Regions from separate parts of the Homo sapiens genome. Here region 1 is linked to region 2. A link is a loop called in an ENCODE intact Hi-C map of the cell type or tissue named here. Cell type or tissue: OCI-LY7. All regions are shown on one strand. Each heading gives the region's core, and the rest is flanking DNA. Links, peaks and the distances in the headings are about the cores only.

What was found. Peaks named below come from ENCODE experiments on the same cell type or tissue, not always from the same donor. Only the 100,000 strongest peaks of a DNase experiment are listed, where the experiment ranks them.
Region 1: a loop joins it to region 2, with 5 times the contacts of the local background. A loop is called at or near these places in 4 of 110 quality-filtered maps.

What each region holds. Positions count from the first base shown.
Region 1 is chr11:59,134,952-59,137,871 of GRCh38, forward strand. It overlaps FAM111A-DT (FAM111A divergent transcript), which reads right to left. Exons shown (of 4, transcript NR_110184.1): 3 at 1,106-1,330; 4 at 1-637. Among named protein-coding and RNA genes, the nearest start is that of FAM111A-DT, 6.4 kb to the right of the region's middle. In OCI-LY7, for the core only: a CTCF peak has its summit at 1,144 (motif pointing left); a DNase peak (open chromatin) is centred at 1,110.
Region 2 is chr11:58,849,101-58,852,020 of GRCh38, forward strand. It overlaps a transcript of GLYATL2 not described here. Among named protein-coding and RNA genes, the nearest start is that of GLYATL2, 5.9 kb to the left of the region's middle. In OCI-LY7, for the core only: a CTCF peak has its summit at 1,500 (motif pointing right); DNase peaks (open chromatin) are centred at 1,531 and 1,801.

The sequences.
Region 1 (2,920 bases), core at 100-2,599, 290 kb after region 2:
ATCTTAGCAATCCCAATGCTTGACACTATATCTGGCATGCACAAAAATTTCCTCCAAAAAGACGGAATAAAATTTTTAAAAAGATACTTTAGGTTTATAGGTATTAGACATAAATTAGTGGAAGGTAACAGCTATCCCATAGAGCACATTAGAGAGACTGGTGTTCCAACAGCTACATGAAGTGGAACCACACAAACCAGCTAAAGGTGAGGCCCTGCAGGTTGGGCTTCTCCAGCACTTTCTGTCTTTGCTGCATGATCCTCATGGACTGCATCCAACCTTGTAAAGTCAGCCAAGAAGAGAAAAATCAGAGGCTCGTCCATTCCTTGCCGGTGTGATGACATGAGGAGCCATCCTTTGTGAACAGAACTCATTGGTTTCTGCAGTTTTTTGTTTTGTTGTTGCTTTTGGTAAAGGTTGGTTATAGCGTTGAAGCAGAACTAAAAGACGTCCACTCACAGTGAACTCTGGCTAATGATTCTGGACAGTCCAATCCTGTGGTTCAACTACTTCAATGGCCAGCCAAGGGAAAAGGGACTGAGTATATAAATTAATTCCCAGGCTTCAGGGAGCAGAAAACGCCTGCAATTCGTTTGGACATTGCAGTGTGCTTTTGCTCTTGTTGGCTATAAAAAGGCTAGGGAGAAAAACCAAAGTTAAGGAATTAAACTTCCTACTATATAACATATTGGTTTACAAGAAAAAACATATATATATAAAGTTATTTATATTTAAACCTTTATATTTTAATCCTTAACTCTTCCCCAGGAATCCCTATACATTTTCACAATAATCCAGGATACCACAAATGATGGAGAGAAGGGCATTTGAGATCTTGTTAGCCCTTGAGGCCGCCCCAAGAGGCTCACCAGCTTCAGATCTAGCACCATCAGACCAACAGATGGTTCTCAGAGGAGCACATGGAAGTGAACGTCCAGCTTCCCAACTTAACACCCCCGCTAATCACTCAGCCAGGGAAAAGCAGTTTCCCAGAAGGCTCAAGCTCTGTCCAAGAGAAGTGAGGGCTGGGCAAACCATTTCCACGTCCTGCTGCCACTGGGCATGAGGGATGTGGGTTCTCACCTCAGCTCCGCCCTCCCCTTACCCGGTTTCCGCAGGCTAATCCTCTGTCGCCATCTGCTGGCAGCGCGCGGCACTCCCCAGCCCGGTTAGGAAGAAACGGCTTTGCTGGGTGAGATTTAGGGGCTGCTCTCGCGTCTCGTCTCGGGAGCTGTCCTGAAAGGGGGCTGCCACGCTGGTCTCATTCTGTAGAGCTGCAAATTAAGGAGCACTGCGGGTGCCTCCAGAGGGTCTTGGAGGGTCATTTGGGCTGTGAGGTTGTAGGGAAAAGAAAGAGCGATCAGACTGTTACTGTGTCTATGTAGAAAGGAAGACATAAGAAACTCCATTTTGACCTGTACCCTGAACAATTGCTTTGCCCTGAGATGCTGTTAATCTGTAACTTTGCCCCAACCTTGAGCTCACAGAAACATGTGTTGTATGGAATCAAGGTTTAACGGCTCTAGGGCTGTGGAGGATGTGCCTTGTTAACAAAATGTTTACAGGCAGTATGCTTGGTAAAATTCATCGCCAGTCTCTATAGACCAGGGGCACAATGCACTGTGGAAAGCCGCAGGGACCTCTGCCCTGGAAAGCTGGGTATGGTTCAAGGTTTCTCCCCATGTGATAGTCTGAAATATGGTCTCATGGGATGGGAAAGACCTGACCATCCCCCAGCCCGACACCCTGAAGTATCTGTGCTGAGGAGGATTAGTAAAAGAGGAAAGGCTCTTGCAGTTGAGATAAGAGGAAGGCCACTGTCTCCTGCCTGCCCCGGGAACTGAATGTCTCGGTATAATACTCGATTGTACATTTGTTCAATTCTGAGATAGGAGAAAAACCGCCCTGTGGTGGGAGGCAAGACATGTTGGCAGCAATGCTGCTTTATTATTCTTTACTCCACTGAGATGTTTGGGTGGAGAGAAACATAAATCTGGACTATGTGCACATCCAGGCATAGTACCTTCCCTTGAACTTATTTGTGACACAGATTCCTTTGCTCACGTTTTCTTGTTGACCTTCTCCTCACTATGACCCTGCCCTCCTACCGCATTCATCTTGCTGAGATAGTGAAAATGGTAATCAATAAATAATGAGGGAACTCAGAGAATGGTGCAGGTGCGGGTCCTCTGTATGCTGAGGGCCGGTCCCCTGGGCCCACTTTTCTTTCTCTATACTTTGTCTCTGTGTCTTATTTCTTTTCTCAGTCCCTCCTCCCACCTGATGAGAATTACCCACAGGTGTGGAGGGGCTGCCTCCGAATTAAGGAGCACAGCGGGCGCCTTGAGAGGGTCTTGGAGGGTCATTCGGGCGGTGAGGTCTGGAGGAAAGCGGGGCGGGTTTCTTCCTCCTGAGGTACCAGGAAGATGGAGGCCACTGCAGACCGCGTGCCCCTACTAGTCCCTGCGGCCCTGGGCGCTCGAACCTCGGGCCACAGCTAGGATGGGCGCGGTGGTTATTCCCTTTTCTGGAAGGAGGAAGGCTAGCAGCCTCTGGAGTTTTGATGGGGCCGACACCCCCTTAAGAGTCCAAACGAAGGCTCCTTATGAAGGCATTACTCTCATAGAGGTTCTTTGCCTTCCAGGTCTTTGACTGAGCTGGAGTCTATGATCTGGATCCTAGGAATCCCGATCTCACAACACTTTTGACCTCAAATTGAAGTGAACATCACCTTTTCCTGCTAGTAGTTGAGTAATTTGGTAATATTTATCCAAAACCTAAAAATCATGCACAATCATCTAGACCATCAAAACAGAGTAACATGGTAGTAGTAAGAGAAGTAACAATGGCAAAGGCGCCATACCATTTCCGGAGCGTTCGTGCCAGGTACATCTCCACGACCATCCCATAGGCTACCTCA
Region 2 (2,920 bases), core at 119-2,618:
TTCAAAAATGAAGGAAGAATACTTTCCCAGACAAGAGCTGAGGGATTTCATCAATATCAGACCTTTCCTACAAGAAATGCTAAAGAAAGAACAGAACATTGAGAAAGAAAGGAACATTAGTGAGCAATAAATAATCACCAGAAGTTTTAAAACTCACAGGTAATAATAAGTACACACGAACAGACAGAATATTATAACGCTGTTAACTGTGGTGTATAAACTACTTTTATCCTAAATAGAAACACCTGAGCTCAAGCAATCCACCTACCTTGGCCTCCCAAAGTGCTAGGATTACAGGCATGAGCCACCACACCTGGCCTATATATCAATAAATTGGAAAACCTAAAAAAAATGACAAATTTCTAGACACATATGATCCACCAAGATTGAACGAGGTCAAAATCCAAAACCTGAACAGACCAATAGCAAGACACAAGACTGAAGCTATACTAAAGTCTCTCAGTAAAGAAAAGCCCAGGATCTGACAGCTTCACTGCTGAATTCTACCAAACATTTAAAGAAGAATATCAATCCTACTCAAACTGTTCTGAAAAATGCAGGAGAAGGCAGCAAACTAACACAAGAACAGAAAACCAAACACCGCATGTTCTCACTTATAAGTGGGAGTTGAACAATGAGAACACATGGACAAAGGGAGGGGAACATCATACACTGGAGCCTGCTGGTAGGTGGGGGCCTGGGAGAGGGATAGTATTAGGAGAAATACCTAATGTAGATGACAGGTTGATGGGTGCAGCAAACTACCATAGCTCGCTTATACCTATGGAACAAAGCTGCACGTTCAGCACATGTATCCCAGAACTTAAAGTATAATTAAAAAAAGATAAACAATTCCAATAGAAAAACAGGAAAAGTGAAAAAAATAGAGAAGGGAATACTTCCAAACTCATTCTATGAGGCAAATATTATCCTGATACCAAAACCGAAGACACATCAAAACACAGAAAACTACAGTCCAATATTTCTGATGAATATTGATGCAAAAATCCTCATCAAAATACTAGCAAACCCTGGTAAAAGTGGGCATCTTTGTTGTGTTCCAGCTATTGGAAAAAAGGCTTTCAGCTTTTCCCCATTCAGTGTGATACTAGCTGTAGGTCTGTCATATATAGCTTTTAACCTGTTGAGGCATGTTTCTTCTATTCCCAGTTTGTTCAGAGGTTTTATTATGAAGGGATGTTGAATCTTATCAAATGCTTTTTTGTGGGCGGTAAGCCACCTGAGGCAAGAGACCGAGGGCACGAGCTGTTCCAGTGTGATAAATATATAAAATAACAAGAGTTATACTAGATATAGATCATAGATATGATTATATATGAATATCATTAATCATTAATTTGTAGCAATTACTCTTTATTCCAATATTATAATAATCTTCACTCTACAATCATAACCCAGGAAAAACCAGGCCATACAGAGATAGGAGCTGAAGGGGCATGGTGAGAAGTGACCAGAAGACGAGAGTGTGAGCCCTCTGTCATGCCCAGACAGGGCCACTAGATGGCTCCTTGGTCTAGCAGTAATGCCAGCATCTGGGAAGATGCCCATTACCAAGTGGACATGGTCTAGCGGTAGCATCAGTGCCAAGGAAAAGCACCTGCTACTTAGCAGACCAGGAAAGGGAGTCTCCCTTTCCCCAGGGGAGTTTAGAGAAGACTCTGCTCCACCACTCTTGTGGAGGGCCTGACATCAGTCAGGCCCACCCACAGTTATCTGGAGGCCTAACCATCTCCCTGTGATGCTGTGCTTCAGCGGTCATGCTCCTGTTTCACTTTCATGTTCTACTCTGGGCACCTGGCTCTGCCCTCTAGATAGCAGTAGCAAAATTAGTGAAAGTATTAAAGTCTTTGATCTTTCTGAAAAGAGCATAGAATAAATAATGGCATAAGCTGTACTCTCTCTGCCTTGGCTGCCAAACAGGGAAGGGCCCCCTGTCTGGTGGACACGTGACTCACGTGACCTTATCAATCATTGGAGATGACTCACACTCTTTACCCTGCCCCTTTTGCCTTGTATCCAATAAATAACAGTGCAGCCAGGCATTCGGGGCCACTACTGGTCTCCGCATCTTGGTGGTAGTGGTCCCCCGGGCCCAGTTGTCTTTTCTTTTATCTCTTTGTCTTGTGTCTTTATTTCTATGATCTCTCATCTCTGCACATGTGGAGAAAAACGCACAGACCCTGTGGGGCTGGCCACTACCCTTTTTAGCATCCATTGAGATGATTATATGGATTTTATCTTTCATTCTGTTGATATGGTGTATCGCACTGGTTGATTTGCATATTTTGAACTATCCTTGCATCCTAGGGATACATCCCAGTTGGTCATGATGAATAATCTTTCTAATGTTATTGTTGAATTTGGTTTGCTAGTATTTTGTTGAGGATTTTTGCATCAGTATATGCACATACTCTGTACCCACAAAAATTAAATATTAAAAAGAATTAAAAAAACAAAAAAGATAGACAATTGAGTTGGCCTTCTTCCAAAGAATTGTATTACATAATATTTGGACACTGCCAGAAACTCCAGACATCTGAGAGACATGATTACTATTATATGGTTCCTGGGTGTATCTTCCTCACTTCTGTAGAACTACAGAAATAGGTGGGTGACATGTGGGAAAAGATTCATAAGTAATGTTAAAGAGTTTCTAAATCATCACAGGGGAGATGGCAAGCCACTGGAAAGTTAGGACTGGAAAAACATGGTTGGGAGGAAGATGTCTGTTAGTGGGATACACACAAGGGATGATTGCCACCTGAGCTAGCATGATAGCCTACTGAGACGAGAAGAGATCCATAGATTTGAGATAATTCAAAGGTAGAGTTTGCAGAATTTGGTCATTGATTGAGAAAGAGTGAGAAGGCTGGCATCTGAGTTTCTGGATTGATCCACT